2 separate regions of the Homo sapiens genome follow, and region 1 is linked to region 2. Evidence: read pairs that join two places in POLR2A ChIA-PET (ENCODE). Cell type or tissue: endothelial cell of umbilical vein. All regions are shown on one strand. Each heading gives the region's core, and the rest is flanking DNA. Links, peaks and the distances in the headings are about the cores only.

Region 1 (8,107 bases), core at 2,508-5,007, 340 kb before region 2:
TGTAATCTCAGCACTTTGGGAGGCCAAGGTGGGAAGATCGCTCAAGTCCAGGAGTTCAAGATCAGCCTGGGCAAGATGGCAAGACTCCATCTCTATTTAAAAAAAAAAAAAAAAAAAAAAAAAAGTATCTTTCCAGTATTATTTCCCACAACTTTACCCTCCACACCAGCATTTGCTTTATGAGATTTTTGCTTTATCCCTAAATCAGCCCGTCCCTTTCTTTCTGCCCATATCCATTATAGCCTGACTTCGAAGTCCAACTTCAATACAACATTTTATCTAGAGCCTTCCCTGACCATCCCAAGTCTAGTAAGAGTAATCACAGTTATGGCGACTTCCTTGTAAGCTCATCCAGGCATTATTTATGGTTTACTTTGCAATGGAAGAAATGCCAGTGCCTCCATTTTGTCCTCTCTCACCTGACCAAGATCCTCTCTCTGCAGATTACTGTCTCTCTCCCCTGTATCCTCAATCTCTCTTTCTTTACTGGCTCCTTCCCATCTCCATTTAAAACTTTTCAAGAGTCTCCAATTTTAAATGAAGCAGAAAGTATGTGGCAGGGAAAGTTCTGGTCCCCCTAAGTAAAGCGCTGAGAATACTGAATTGCAAGCCCCAGAATACTGCAGCAGTGAATTCCGGGGCTCGCAATTTTCCGTGCACTGCGTTAAGCTCCAAGTATCAGACAATTAAGCAGTGGGCAGATGGGGAGAGGGAGGTAAACTGTAACAAGTATTTTGGAAAAACAGTTTGACAGTAAAGAGTTGAAGATTAAAGTGTTCCCTGGGGCCTTACCTGCAGGCGATATGTTCCAAGATCCCCAGTGGATGCTTGAAACTGCGGATAGTACTGAACCCTATGTATACTATGTTTTTCCTTATACATACATACCTATGAATAATAAATTAGCCACAGTAAGAGATTAACAACAATTAACAAAATAGAACAATAATACCAATATACTGTAATAAAAGTTATATGAATTTGGTCTCTTTCAAAATATCTGATTGTACTGTACTCACCTATTTTCAGACGTTGACTATGGGTAACTGAAACCACAGAAAGCAAAACCACATGTTGGGGGGACTGTTGTAACATCCTTATGACCAAGCAATTCCATTCCTAAATATATACTCTATAGAATTCCTTGAGCATGTGCACCACGAGACATGTACAAGAATATTCATAGCAGCATACTTGTCATAGTCCAAAACTGCAAACAATTCAAATGTCCATCAAGAGTAGAGCAAATAAATAAAAATGGTTGTATTGTAATACACACAAATGTATTATACTGTATATGGAATGCTTAATAGTATTCTATACAAGAGAATACTACTGAGTGGTGAAAATGAATAAACCATAGCTACATGTAACGACATGGATGAATCCCATCAACATTTGAGAAAAAAAAAGGAAAAGCAACCCCTAATATCCAGCAGCTGTGCTCGTGCTATCAGATGGCCGCTCACAACTAAACATTGGTGTTCACCTGTTGAAAGTAAGTAATTTCATGTAACATAACACCAGATAAGGCCACACTGTGACCATGATAAAGACAAAAACAAGATTACTCTGTAATCACATCTGACCACAGACAAAACATGGATATTGCCCAGACCACAAAAATGACTAAGTACCCTCTTATTCTAGCTAATATGAGGGACTGCTGCTTTTTTCCCAATTACAGCATTAGCCTTGGTCTAGCCTTCCCTCCTTCTAGATAAGATTTAGTGCGATACTCAGTGCTCCTGACAGTATCTAATCCAGAGCAAAGTCCTTGTTCCTTAAACTCTCCCCAAAATTACCTAACAGAAGCCCAAATCCTACAATGAGTCCTGACACCCTCTTACTAGGATGTCCTGACACCCTCTTACTGAGATATCCTGACACTCTCTTACTGAGATGCCCCCTCCTTCCCCATGCTGTGCTTCCCCCTCACTATAATGAGTAACGAACTCAATTTCTTCAACTGCAGGAGTTTTCCTGTTGGACTGCAGGGCATTGGCACATTAAATTGAAAGAAGCAAGTCCTCCCAAGATAAAAACTTCCTTGAATAGGAATGATGAGAAAAATAACAATAATAATAAGAAGAAAAAAAGCAAAATATAAACTTGCATTCAAATTTCTTGAAATACTAATTACATTATTTAGGGATGCTTATCACATCCTAAGTGATGTGATACAACTATACAACTATAGCTGTATAAATGATACAACTATAGAAATAAAAGCAAAGAGGCCAGGCGCCGTGGCTCAAGCCTGTATTCCCAGCACTTTGGGAGGCCGAGGCAGGCGGATCACCTGAGGTCAGGAGACCAGCCTGGCCAACATGGTAAAACCCTGTCTCTACTAAAAATACAAAATTAGCCGGGCGTGGTGGTGCACACGTGTAGTTCCAGCTACTCGGGAGGCTGAGGCAAGAGAATCGCTTGAACCGGGGAGGCGGAGGTTGCAGTGAGCCAAGATGTACCACTGCACTCCAGCCTGGGCAACAAGAATGAAACTCTGTTTCAAAAAGAAAAAAAAAGAAGAAAGAAGGGCAGGGCAGGGCAGGGCAGGGCAGGGCAGGGCAGGGAAGGGAACGGGATGGGAGGGGAGGGGAGGGGAGGGAAGGGAGAAAGAAAGGAAATAAAAGCAAAGAGAGGATTATGACAAACACTGGCATAGTGTTAGCTCTGAGGGGAAGAAAGGGAGGGGCTAGGTCAAGGCATAATCGAGGAGTGAGCACCAGTGAAATCTGCTGCCAGAGAGCAGGTAGGGGAAAGCTGACTGAAACCTGGAAACTGACCTGACAGCTACAGAGGTGACCTCTTCTCCGGATGTGTCTGAGAAGAGGGCTCCAGCATTATTCCACTTGACAGAGAATGGATTCAAGAGCTTGTTTGATAATAAACCTTCAGTCTAGACGTAGCTTACCTTATTCAAGGATGAGTAAAGAGGGCAAAACACTGCAGCCTTGGAGACACTTGCAGAATAGGAAAAAGGAAACAACTTCCAGAAGGTTCCAGGGTAGAGCTTGCCCCAGGAATTGATCTACTGTAGAATACAGAAGGAAACTTCAGGGAACTGGAAGTCTCCAAAGGTATAAGAAGGATTATTTTTTTTTTAAGGGAAGGGCCAGGAGTTATTAAAAGAAAGGAATAAAATCAAGACATAAGGATGAAATGAAAAATGCAATGTATTCATCTGTTGAGGCTACTCTAACAAAGCACCATGGACTGGGTGGCTTTTAAAGAACAGAAATTTATTTCTGATTGTTCTCTAGGCTTGGAAGTCCAAGATCAAGGCACTGGCAGATTCGGTGTCTGGTGAAGGCCTGCTTGCTTCCCTTTAGACAGCCGTCTTCTCACTGTAATCTCACGTGGCTGAAGAAGCCAGAGGGAAGGGCCTCTCTCAGGCCTCTTTTATTAAGACACTAATCCAATGCATGAAGACTCCATCCCATGACCTAATCACCTCCCAAAGGCCTTTTACCTCCTAATACCTTCACCTTGAGGGTTAGGATTTCAACATATAAATTTTTGGGGAATGCAAGCATTCAGACCATACCATAGACAATCTTTTTTTTTTTTTTTTTTTTTTTTGAGACAGAGTGCAGCGTCACGATCATGGCTCACTGCAGCCTCAAACTCCTGGGCTCAAGCGTTACTCCCTTCTCAGCCTCTCAAGTAGCTGGGACTATAGGCATGAGCCACCACACCCAGCTAATATTTTATCTTATTTTATTTTATTTTATTTAGAAATAGGGTCTCACTCTGTTGCTCAGGCTGGTCTGGAACTCCTGAGCTCAAACGATCTTCCCACTTCGGCCTTCCAAAATGCTGGGTACAGGCATGAGCCATCATGCCTGGCCACAACAAGATTTTTATTAAAGGAAGAATGATGTAATGAAGAAAGATTGCAAGGAAATTCTTGTGTGCTGGAATTAAAAAAAAAAAAAAAAACAGGCCAGGCACAGTGGCTCACTCCTATAATCCTAGTACTTTGGGAGGCTGAGGCTGGCGGATCATGAGGTCAGGAGTTCGAGACCAGCCTGGCCAAGAGACCAGCCTGGCCAATATGGTGAAACCCCGTCTCTACTAAAAATACAAAAATTAGCCGGACATAGTGGTGGACACCTGTAATCCCAGCTATTCAGGAGGCTGAGGCAGGAGAATTGCTTGAACCCGGGAGGTGGAGGTTGCAGTGAGCCGAAGATCATGCCATTGCACTCCAGCCTGGGCAACACAGTGGGACTCCGACTCAAAAACAAAACAAAACACCACAATGTTGGAAGCGTAGCAAAACTGATGCTGTAGTGACAAGGACAAGTTAAATAACTTTCCCAAAATACAGGGAAAAAAAGGACAATGAATGATAAAGATAAGATGGTAGAAATGAAGGCTAAAGAGCGAAAAACAGAGTCAACTGACATTTCTTAAGAACTCAGAATCAGTGGAAAGACACACTCACCAGGGATATGAGAGGAGAGTGATTCTCCACTGGAGGGTGGAGATGAGAGAGTGTGATAACAGCCTGGGTGGGCACATGATGAGAATGGCCCCAATGGGCTGGCGTACTTTTAAATTGCAGTAATTAGTGTCTGCTAATTGGGCTGTATTGTGTGCTTCAGTTGAGTTAGGAAAAAAATAAGTCAGAACCACTGTAAAATAGAAGTCTGATATAAGAAAATGAATGCGTATGAATGAATGAGTGAAGTTGTTTAACTAGATCAAAAGTGCTAATACATGTTCCAGATGAAATAAATCTCAGGACTTCAAAACCAGACTGGGCAACACAGTGAGACCTCATCTCTACAAAAAAATAAAGGAAATGGCCGGGCGCGGTGGCTCACGCCTGTAATCCCAGCACTTTGGGAGGCCGAGGCGGGCGGATCACGAGGTCAGGAGATCGAGACCATCCCGGCTAAAACGGTGAAACCCCGTCTCTACTAAAAATACAAAAAATTAGCCGGGCGTAGTGGCGGGCGCCTGTAGTCCCAGCTACTTGGGAGGCTGAGGCAGGAGAATGGCGTGAACCCGGGAGGCGGAGCTTGCAGTGAGCCGAGATCCTGCCACTGCACTCCAGCCTGGGCGACAGAGCGAGACTCCGTCTCAAAAAAAAAAAATAAAAATAAAAATAAAGGAAATTAGCCAGGTGTGGTGGCATATGCTTATAGATCCTACTCCAGAGGCTGAGGTGGGAGGATTGCTTAAGCCCTGGAATTCGAGGCTGCAGTGAGCTACGAACATGCCATTGCACTCCACCCTAGGTGATAGAGTGAGACCCTGTCTCAAAAAAAAAAAAAAAAATCAAGAAAAACGTACACCTAGACATATTTGAACAAAATTTTTGAACCACAGAATTAAGAAAAAAAAAGCTACCATATTTTCTCATTATAAAAATTAAATCCCAAAACAAAGAAAAAAATTAATATTGTCACAAGTTTCTCTTTTTGTGTCACATGAAATACCTGAACGCAATGAAACAATGTTTACAGAGTGCTGAGAAATGAGGTTGAAATAATACTCAGCCACATTTTTATTCAGGAAAAGGCAATATAAAGACTCCTCCAATTCAAAAGCACTTGGAAAGAAGCCACCTCTGTACTCTTCATTAAAAATTACATGAGATGGACTCTAACAAACTAATAAACTGGTAAGTCATGGTGATCAGTACTTATCAACTAAAATTGAGATAGTTTTAATACAAAAATTAACTAAGCATGGTGACGTGCATCTGTAGCTCCAGCTACTCGGGAGGCTGAGGTGGGAGGATCACTTGAGCTGGGGAGGTGAGCCAAGAACATGCCACTGCACTCCAGCTCAGATGACAGAGCTAGACTCTGTCTCAAAAAAAAGGGAAAAAAAAAAGGAGATAGTTTTAACCAGTGGCACAGCAGATTCCTATTCTCTATACAACAAACTCAATTTCAGAAACAAAATCATTAAGTAAAACAACAATAATAATAGTTTATCTTTCAGAAAAGAAAAGCAGAAAGTGAAAATATTTTATTAAACTTTGTTCTAGTAAAAATTATTACATTACAAAAAAGGAAAATATGGATTAATGCTTTTTAATAACAATGACGTATTTTGTTTTTGTTTCTCATAAAAGGAAAATCTTGTAACTTTGTGCCTACATACTGGTTGGTTGCAGCAATGAATAATAGCATTACAGTTTGATAATAATTATGAAAGACCAACATGTTAAAAACAAGAATAAATTCCAATTGTAAAGATTTTATTCAAATTCAGTACAATATTTCACGTAAAAATGAAAATTTGTAATCAAATTTTTGCCAATCAAATACATTCACTTTGTAGTCTGCATTGTTTCACTGTTTCATATTACAAATATCAATAGCCCAAAAGGTCACAAAGGACAGAACTAAAGTTAACTCATATTCTTATTTTTTCTCTTTGTAATCACTATTATTTCAAATCTACTGTTTAAACACAGGCATTTCACTAGGATTGAAATCACAACTAGGCCCCCAAAGTGAGCTGGAACCATCTGGTCCATTATAAAGGTACTTTTAAAGGAGCCTGCAGGCCGGGCGCAGTGGCTCACGCCTGTAATCCCTGCACTTTGAGAGGCCAAGGCGGGCGGATCACGAGGTCAGGAGACCATCCTGGCTAACACCGTGAAACCCCGTCTCTACTAAAAATACAAAAAATTAGCCGGGCGTAGTGGCGGGCGCCTGTAGTCCCAGCAACTCGGAAGGCTGAGGCAGGAGAATGGCGTGAACCTGGGAGGCGGAGCTTGCAGTGAGCGGAGATTGTACCACTGCACTCCAGCCTGGGCGACAGCAAGACTCTGTCTCAAAATAAATAAATAAATAAATAAATAAATAAATAAATAAATAAATAAATAAATAAATAAGGAGCCAGCATCGCTGAGTCCCGTGTGTTGGAAACTGAATGTATAACTGGAAATTCTTGTAATTTACTTCCATGTAGAACACTGGGTTTGCTGAAGGATGAGTAATAAAATGTGCTAAGTTGAAGTTTACATGCACATTATTAAAACTCAGTAACCTCAGCAATTGTTCAGATTTACGCCAAATATTTTTTTCAGGGAGGAATATTTTGTCATTGACCTTGTTTACGTTTGCTGGCACATGGTGATCAGCACGGCCCAACTTTCAGTTGATTTTATTATTGTTCCCACTGCCCTACCCTTGGTCTACCACTGGCTTTAATAATTCTGGGAGGCCAGACACGGTGGCTCACATCTGTAATCTCAGCACTTTGGGAGGCTGAGGTGGGACGACTGCTTGAGACCAGGAGTTCAAGGCCAGCCTGGACAACATAGCGAGACCTTATCTCTATTTTTTAAAATGGAAAATATGTATAAAAACTTTTCCTTCAGCTCTCATTCCACTCCGACCACTTCTTTTCTCAATTTTTATAATGCCTTTCAAACTTTAGTGTGTATAGGAATCCCCTGGAGAGATTGTTAATGCTCCTGTTTCCCCACCCCCAGAACTTCTGATTCAATAGGGTGACCCAACATTTGCATTTCAAACAATCATTTGCATTTCAAACAATATTCCCAAATGATGTTGATGCCGCATGCAGGTTGTGGATCACACTTCTAGAGACACTGGTCCAGAACTCAATAATTTAGAACGTATATTCTGTTGCTTTGTTCATTCTATGAAACACATATCTCTTTCATTAGACTGTGTTAGAACACATTAGACTGTGTTCATTAGATATGTGTTTCTATGAAACACATATCTCTTTCATTAGGGCAGGAATCTTGTTTCACACTCCTCTATCCTGTGCAGTACAAGAGTGCCAAGAGATGCCCATAGGATACGTGTTAATTGAGGCTTGGAGGTTTGCACATTTTCTCCATAATTTAGATGCAGTAAAGATTATGTGTTTGCAGCAGTCTCTTCCAGTAGTACCAGCTCTAGAAAATTTCCTGGCACTGGCTCTGAACTTGAATGCATCTGGAACCCATGAGGTGTGACCATGTGGCTTTATGTTCACCTGTCTTGGGAGGACAATTCTCTATGGGCCTCAGATTTTCTGAAAACACAATTTTATAATAAGACTTTTTCTTTGGTCTCCAGACTGTCCCTAAATTGGTGCAATCCTGAGGCTGAGTGATGCA
Region 2 (6,997 bases), core at 221-2,720:
GTCAGGAGTTCAAGACCAGCCTGACCAACATGGAGAAACCCCGTCTCTACTAAAAACACAAAAATTAGCCAGGCATGGTGGCGTCCACCCATAGTCCCAGCTACTAGGGAGGCTGAGGCAGGAGAATCTCCTGAACCTGGGAGGCAGAGATTGCAGTGAGCCAAGATCAGTCCACTGCACTCCAGCCTGGGCGACAGAGCAAGACTCCGTCTCAAAGAAAAAAAAAATTGTCTGAAACCCTAGGAATGTCATTAGATACCATTTTGGATGATTCTTGTAGACTTGAGACGATGCCTATTTTAAGGTACAAAATAATGCCTGCATTTAACAACAGACATACACAAAAATAGATATCTACGACCTTGAAAACTGAAGAATTTAAAACTTGCTAACCAGGAAGATATTGGGAAGCATTGTTACGGAAATAGATTTTAAAACATTTTGAATGAAGGGAATATTAGAGAGAATTAAGAAAAAAAAATTCTGTAACAGTGGCAAGCCTGGGAGAGCAAAGGGAAGCAAGTAGGAGGAATGTGCTTTGAATTAAGCAAGAGTTTGATTCTGTGAAAGAAGCTGAGACTTTATATAGGTCCAGAGTTAACTCATACGTTCACTATCCATTCAATACCTGAGCTCTTAGCACATGTCACATACTTTTTAAGTGCTGGGGATGTTGCTTTCACCAAGATAAAAAAAGGCTCCTGTTCCTGCAAAACTTCCAGTAAGGGAGTCAACAGACAACATTGGCCATCACCTCCACCTTCATGGCCTAGGATGGCTATTGATCTCCAGCTATTGGGTCTTCATTCCAGACAGCAGGGTGGAGGAAGGAAAAAGAAAGAAAAAATTTGGGGGCCGGGCATGGTGGCTCACACCTGTAATCCCAGCACTTTGGGAGGTTGAGCGGGGGGTGGATCACCTGAGGTCAGGAGATCGAGACCAGCCTGGCCAACGTGGCAAAACCCTGTCTCCATTAAAAACACAAAAAAAAAGGCTGGGCACGGTGGCTCACACCTGTAATCCCAGCATTTTGGGAGGTCCGAGGCAAGCGGATCATGAGGTCAGGAGTTCAAGACCAGCCTGGCAAACATGATCAAACCTTGTCTGTACTAAAAATACAAAAATTAGCTGGGCATGGTGGTGCCTGCCTATAATTCCAGCTACTCAGGAGGCTGAGGCAGGAGAATTGCTTGAACCAGGACCATGGAGGCGGAGGATGCAGTGAGCCAAGATCACACCTCTGCACTCTAGCCTGGGCTGCATAGCAAAACTCCGTCTCCAAAAAAAATGCAAAAAAATTAGCCGGACATGGTGGCAGCTGTAGTCCCAGCTACTCGGGAGGCTGAGGCAGGAGAATCACTTGAACCCAGGAGGTGGAAGTTGCAGCAAGCCAAGATGGTGCCACTGCACTCCAGCCTGGGTGACAGAGTGAGACTCTGTCTCAAAAAAAAAAAAAAAAAAGAGAAAAGAAAGAAAAAATTTTGGAAGGCCCATATAGCACAGTGCTTACAAATCATTGGCTTAAAGCTTAGTCACATAGCCATACCTAGCTGCAGGGAAGGCTCAAAAAAAAAAAACAATAGTCATATAGCTAGGGTGACTAATACAAAAGGAAGAAACGGATATTGGAAGGCAACTAGCACTCTCTGCCACATTCTGTAAGGAAAAATTAAGGAAGTTTCTGTTTAAAACCAGAATAACAACAGGCCTGGCATGGTGGCTCATGCCTGTAATCCCAGCTCTTTGGGAGGCCAAGGCGGGTGGATCACAAGGTCAAGAGTTTGAGACCAGCTTGGCCAGCATGGTGATATCCCGTCTCTATTAAAAATACAAAAAAATTAGCTGAGCATGGTGGCACGTGCCTGTAGTCCCAGCTACTTGGGAGGCTGAGGCAGGAGAATTGCTTGAGCCCAGGAGGCGGAGGTTGCAATAAGCCAAGATCACACCATTGCACTCCAGCCTGGGCAACAGAGAGAGACTCCGTCTCAAAAAAAAAAAAAAAAAAAAAAAAAAGCGAGAAAGAATAATAGCAATAAAATTTCATAGCCCTTTGCAAGAGTATGTGAAAAACAAGGAATTTGTAATGATCTTTTCTTAAGCTAAGAAGACAGAAAAAGTACAGAGAGGATTAAACTATAGAATGAGACTTTAGGTTAGATGCAAGAACAATTTTATGACAGTCAAGAGATCAGGAATATACAGTTTATTGTGTGTGTGTTGTGACTAATTGGTTCCATCTCAGGTATCATAACTAGTTGTTCTAATATAATAGGATTTTGTGTGTAAGTCATATATACATTTTTTTTCTCAGCAGAGGGTCTATAGTTTTCATCATACCCTCAAAGGTAGCTCTTGGCAAAAATTTTAAGAATTACTGTTATGCCTAATATGATGTGGAACAGCTCAACTTCTCTCATTCCTGATTTCAAAAAATTCCAATCTGGATTTTTCAGTAAATTCGTCATACGATGGTGCTGGTACCTCTAATTTAGTAAACTGCCCTTCTTCCACTTATCTCTTCACTTATCTCTTTTCACTCCTTCTGAACTATTCCCCTGCCTTCTCTCTTCTACACCATGTAGATTTGTTTCTGCCAAGTGAGTCAGTTGAGATGAGAAAGCTAATTTATGAGAAATGATGCTCTGAAAAAAAAAACGAGAAGGGTGTTAGTTTGCCATATCACCAGGGCAGATAATGCTCATTGGACAGGTCAGTTCTTGCCCCAAATTTTCACTGTGATTACAGTTCCAAACATCAGGGTATTTTATGAGACAAATTCTAGGAAGGGCTTGCAGTTTTAAGAGAGACTAGGAGCTTCCTTTTGCCTTCCTGGGCTCTTTTCTCCTCCTTATAAACTGGTGTATTTGCTTCCAGTTTCATTTGCCTAGGTGCTGCAAAAGGTCTAAAATCTTACCCAGCCTTTTCAGCCCACTGCTAGACTTCCTCAGATCACCTCCTAGTGGGGGTGGAAGATCCTTTTTTTTTTTTTTTCCGGAAGTGTCTGTTCAGGCTCCTGGTTTTCTAAGCAAATGCCTGCTCCACTCCCAGTTCCAATGACTATAACAACATGTTGTTTGCAGTTACTTAGTTTTATAAGAGAGCTGCCATCTACACTTGCTCAGGAAATAAACTTACTACAAAATTAATCTGGGAACAACACAAGTATAAATAAATAAACTAGCCAGGTCTGGTGGCTCATGCCTGTAATCCCAGCACTTTGAGAGGCCGAGGCGGCGGACCACCTGAGGTCAGGAGTTTGAGACCAGCCTGGCCATCATGGAGAAACCCCATCTCTACTAAAAATACAGAAATTACCTGGACATGGTGGTAGACGCCTGTAATTCCAGCTGAGGCAGGAGAATCTCTTGAACTCGGGAGGCGGAGTTCAAGTGAGCCAAGATAGCGCCACTGCACTTTAGCCTGGGGGACAGAGCAAAAATTTTTTTTTTTTGAGACAGGGTTTTGCTCTTGTTGCCCAGACTGGAGTGCAATGGCACGATCTCGGCTCACTGCAACCTCCGCCTCCCAGGTTCAAGCGATTCTCCTGCCTCAGCCTCCTGAGTAGCTGGGATTACAGGCATGTGCCACCATACCCGGCTAATTTTTTGTATTTTTTTAGTAGAGACGGGGTTTCACCATGTTGGCCAGGCTGGTCTCGAACCCCTGACCTCAGGTGATCCACCCACCTCAGCCTCCCAAAGTGCTGGGATTATAGGCGTGAGCCACTACACCCGGCCAGCTGGAACCATTTTCTTGCAATGGCTTAACACATTCCCACCAGGTTATTCTAGTAGCCTTTTTGACAGGTACCTTCTCAAATCAAGCTGACATTAGAAAGACAAAACTGGAGGAGGAGGAGGAATTGCATTAAACTTGACAGCAGGGAAAAGTTTGAGGAAGTCTTTTGAACCAGATTTGTCCCCTAGAAACAAAGCTCATAGATTTTAGGACGTCATCTTTTTCTCATGATGGCTCTATTGCCCTATTGTTAAGACAACTCTATTTTTATCCTCACAGCATGCAGTCTACCCTTAAGTACCTCTAGAAATTTTCTATCAGAAGGGATTAGGACAGCAATCTGGATGGATATAGGGCCCAGGAAACTAGTCTTAAGCGATATGTTTGTATAGAAAGCACATTAAAACAAATGAACAAACAAAATACCTACTTAGATTGAATTTTATTGGGAATAGGTCCTTGTCTCCTGTGCTGAGCAGACCTTGCTTCTATAGGGTGCTTGTTTGATGAGTCTACATTGAATAATGCCACACACTCCATGAGCTGTTTCTTTTCAACACACAGATGAAATAGAATACATTTTTTTTTTTGGATGGAGTCTCACTCTGTCGCCCAGGCTGGAGTACAATGGCACAATCTTGGCTCATTGCAACCTCCGCCTCCTGGGTTCAAGCAATTCTCTTGCCTCAGCCTCCCGAGTAGCTGGGACTACAGGTGTGTGCCACCACGCCCAGCTAACTTTTTTGTACTTTTTAGTAGAGATGGGGTTTCACCATATTGGTCAGGCTCGTCTCGAACTCCTGACCTCAATTGATCCACGCACCTCTGCCTCCCAAAGTGCTGGAATTACAGGCATGAGCCACCGCACCCGGCCATGAATGCTCTTATTAAAAAAAAATTCTGCCCAGCACTTTGGGAGGCCGAGGCGGGCGGATCACAAGGTCAGGAGATCGAGACCATCCTGGCTAACACGGTGAAACCCCGTCTCTACTAAAAAGTACAAAAAATTAGCTGGGCGCAGTGGTGGGCGCCTGTAGTCCCAGCTACTCGGGAGGCTGAGGCAGGAGAATGGCGTGAACCTGGGAGGCGGAGCTTGCAGTGAGCCAAGATCGCGCCACTGCACTCCAGCCTGGGTGACAGAGCGAGACTCTGTCTCAAAAAAAAAAAAAAAAAAAAAAATTCTGGTTATGTAATCAATGCTTTGCTCAGGAAAGAAAAAGAAAAACTCTGAGCTCACAGGAGCAATTGAAGCTAGAGTGTCCAAACTGGACCTGTCCTGTTCTTTGCAGCCATAGTGTTAGCTTCAAGATCTAAAGAGTTGGGAACTCAGTAGCTGCCCTGCTCTGGCCATCTGATAAACCTCTATTCAGTCTTTGAGCCTCAGAGTGCCTATGAATTTCTTTGATTCCCTCAAGGCTGTGAGATTCTGCATCTTCAAAGCAATCAGTTCCTTCTCCAAACCCTTACTATAGAGCAACATTGTATTACAGTGTGTGCTAATTGTTTACTTGTCTGACACCCCCATTAAACTAGGAACTTGCTGAGATCAGAGCTAATTTAGTCATTTTTCAATATCTCCCACACTAACTAGCTTGTAGCACTCTCAACAAATTTTTCCTGAATGAATGGATAAATAGATGAAAAAGTTGAATTGACAGTACTAACAATCACAATTTGAGAATTGTGTGCAATGATTCCTTATTTTGTTCAGTATTTCCTATTCTGTTTTATGCCTCTGCTTCTAGTTTCTGTTCTCCTGTAGCATTTTAAAAAACAACAACCATTGTATAAAGCTCATGAGTTCGGGTCAGGAAATTAGGCAGGCCACTATAGGGACTGTTCATGCCTGCTCCAGGATGACTGGGGCCTCATCTGGAGTGGACGTAACGATTGGACCTGGCTGAGACTGCTCACCTGGGGCCATATGTCTGGAGTGTTAGCTCTAGCTGTCAGTGGGGTTCTTCCACTCTTCTCCAAATCACATCCCCAAGACTGAAAGTTTATGATGACTTGCAAATCAAGTGACTAGCCCGTGAAGGCTGGCACATGTGGGACTGGTTGCACATTCCCTATAGCATGGTAATCTCACAATAGTCAGACTTCTTACAGAATGCAGCTATCTAATCTCAGTGTGTTTCACTTCTCCAGGAAACATTAATCTAAAAACATGGGGCAAGTAGAAGAGGTGTGGTGAGCAACATTCCTTCAAGTGAAGGGGAAAAAAATCTCCAAATCTCAAAACCAGTTTCTTCACTATTGTGAAGTTCATCCAGATCATCAGCTTACAATGGATTATGCTAAAATTACTGTAACCAAATCTAAGTCTTATGCACTATCTGGCATCCAGAGAAGCCCATTTTTCTCCTTGCCTCTGAGTTTTTTAGGAGTTAAAAAGAACGCAGCTTTCTGCAGGTGCTTTCACCTGCATAAGTCTATTTTGCTGTAAGTCTATTTTGTCGCATCAACTTATATTTTCAATATATATTCAACTTACATTTTTTTGAAAACAACACACACACACACATTAAATCAAACTAAAAAGAGTAATAGGGGAAATTTCCTAAAATTTACACATTAAGAACATCATATTTTTCTTTTTTTTGTTTTTTTGAGACGGAGTCTCACTCACCAGCCCAGGCTAGAGTGCAGTGGCACGATCTTGGCTCACTGCAACCACCATCTCCCAGGTTCAAGCGATTCTTCCATCTCAGCCTCTCAAGTAGCAGGGATTACAGGCACCTGCAACCATGCCTGGCTACTTTTTTTTTTTTTTTTGAAATGGAGTCTTGCTCTGTCACCCAGGCTGGAGTGCAGTGGCACAATCCTGGCTCACTGCAACCTTTGCCTTCCAGGTTCAAGCGATTCTCCTGCCTCAGCCTCCCGACTACGTAGCTGGGACTACAGGCACGTGCCACCACGTCTGGCTAATTTTTTGTATTTGAGACAGGGTTTCACCATGTTAGCCAGGATGGTCTGCATCTCCTGACCTCGTGATCTGCCCTCCTCGGCCTCCCAAAGTGCTGGGATTACAGGTGTGAGTCACTGCACCCGGCCATAAAACAAGATTTTAAATGTGATTATTATTGCTACTTTTTTTTTTTTAAGAGTCTCGCTGTGTCACCCAGGCTGGAGTGCAGTGGCACAATCTCAGCTCACTGCAACCTCTACCTCCTGGGTTCAAGCGATTCTCCTGCCTCAGCTTCCCAAGTAGCTGGGACAACAGGCATGTGACACCACGCCAGGCTAATTTTTTGGTATT

What was found. ChIA-PET counts read pairs that join two places held together with the same protein. Peaks named below come from ENCODE experiments on the same cell type or tissue, not always from the same donor. Only the 100,000 strongest peaks of a DNase experiment are listed, where the experiment ranks them.
Region 1: POLR2A ChIA-PET joins it to region 2 with 6 read pairs; 5 of 35 experiments call an interaction of 5 or more read pairs at or near these places.

Annotation. Positions count from the first base shown.
Region 1 is chr2:208,042,636-208,050,742 of GRCh38, reverse strand. No RefSeq gene overlaps it. Among named protein-coding and RNA genes, the nearest start is that of PLEKHM3, 21 kb to the right of the region's middle. In endothelial cell of umbilical vein, for the core only: no CTCF peak of the experiment used is centred there; no DNase peak of the experiment used is centred there.
Region 2 is chr2:207,703,101-207,710,097 of GRCh38, reverse strand. No RefSeq gene overlaps it. Among named protein-coding and RNA genes, the nearest start is that of CCNYL1, 5.0 kb to the left of the region's middle. In endothelial cell of umbilical vein, for the core only: no CTCF peak of the experiment used is centred there; a DNase peak (open chromatin) is centred at 1,607.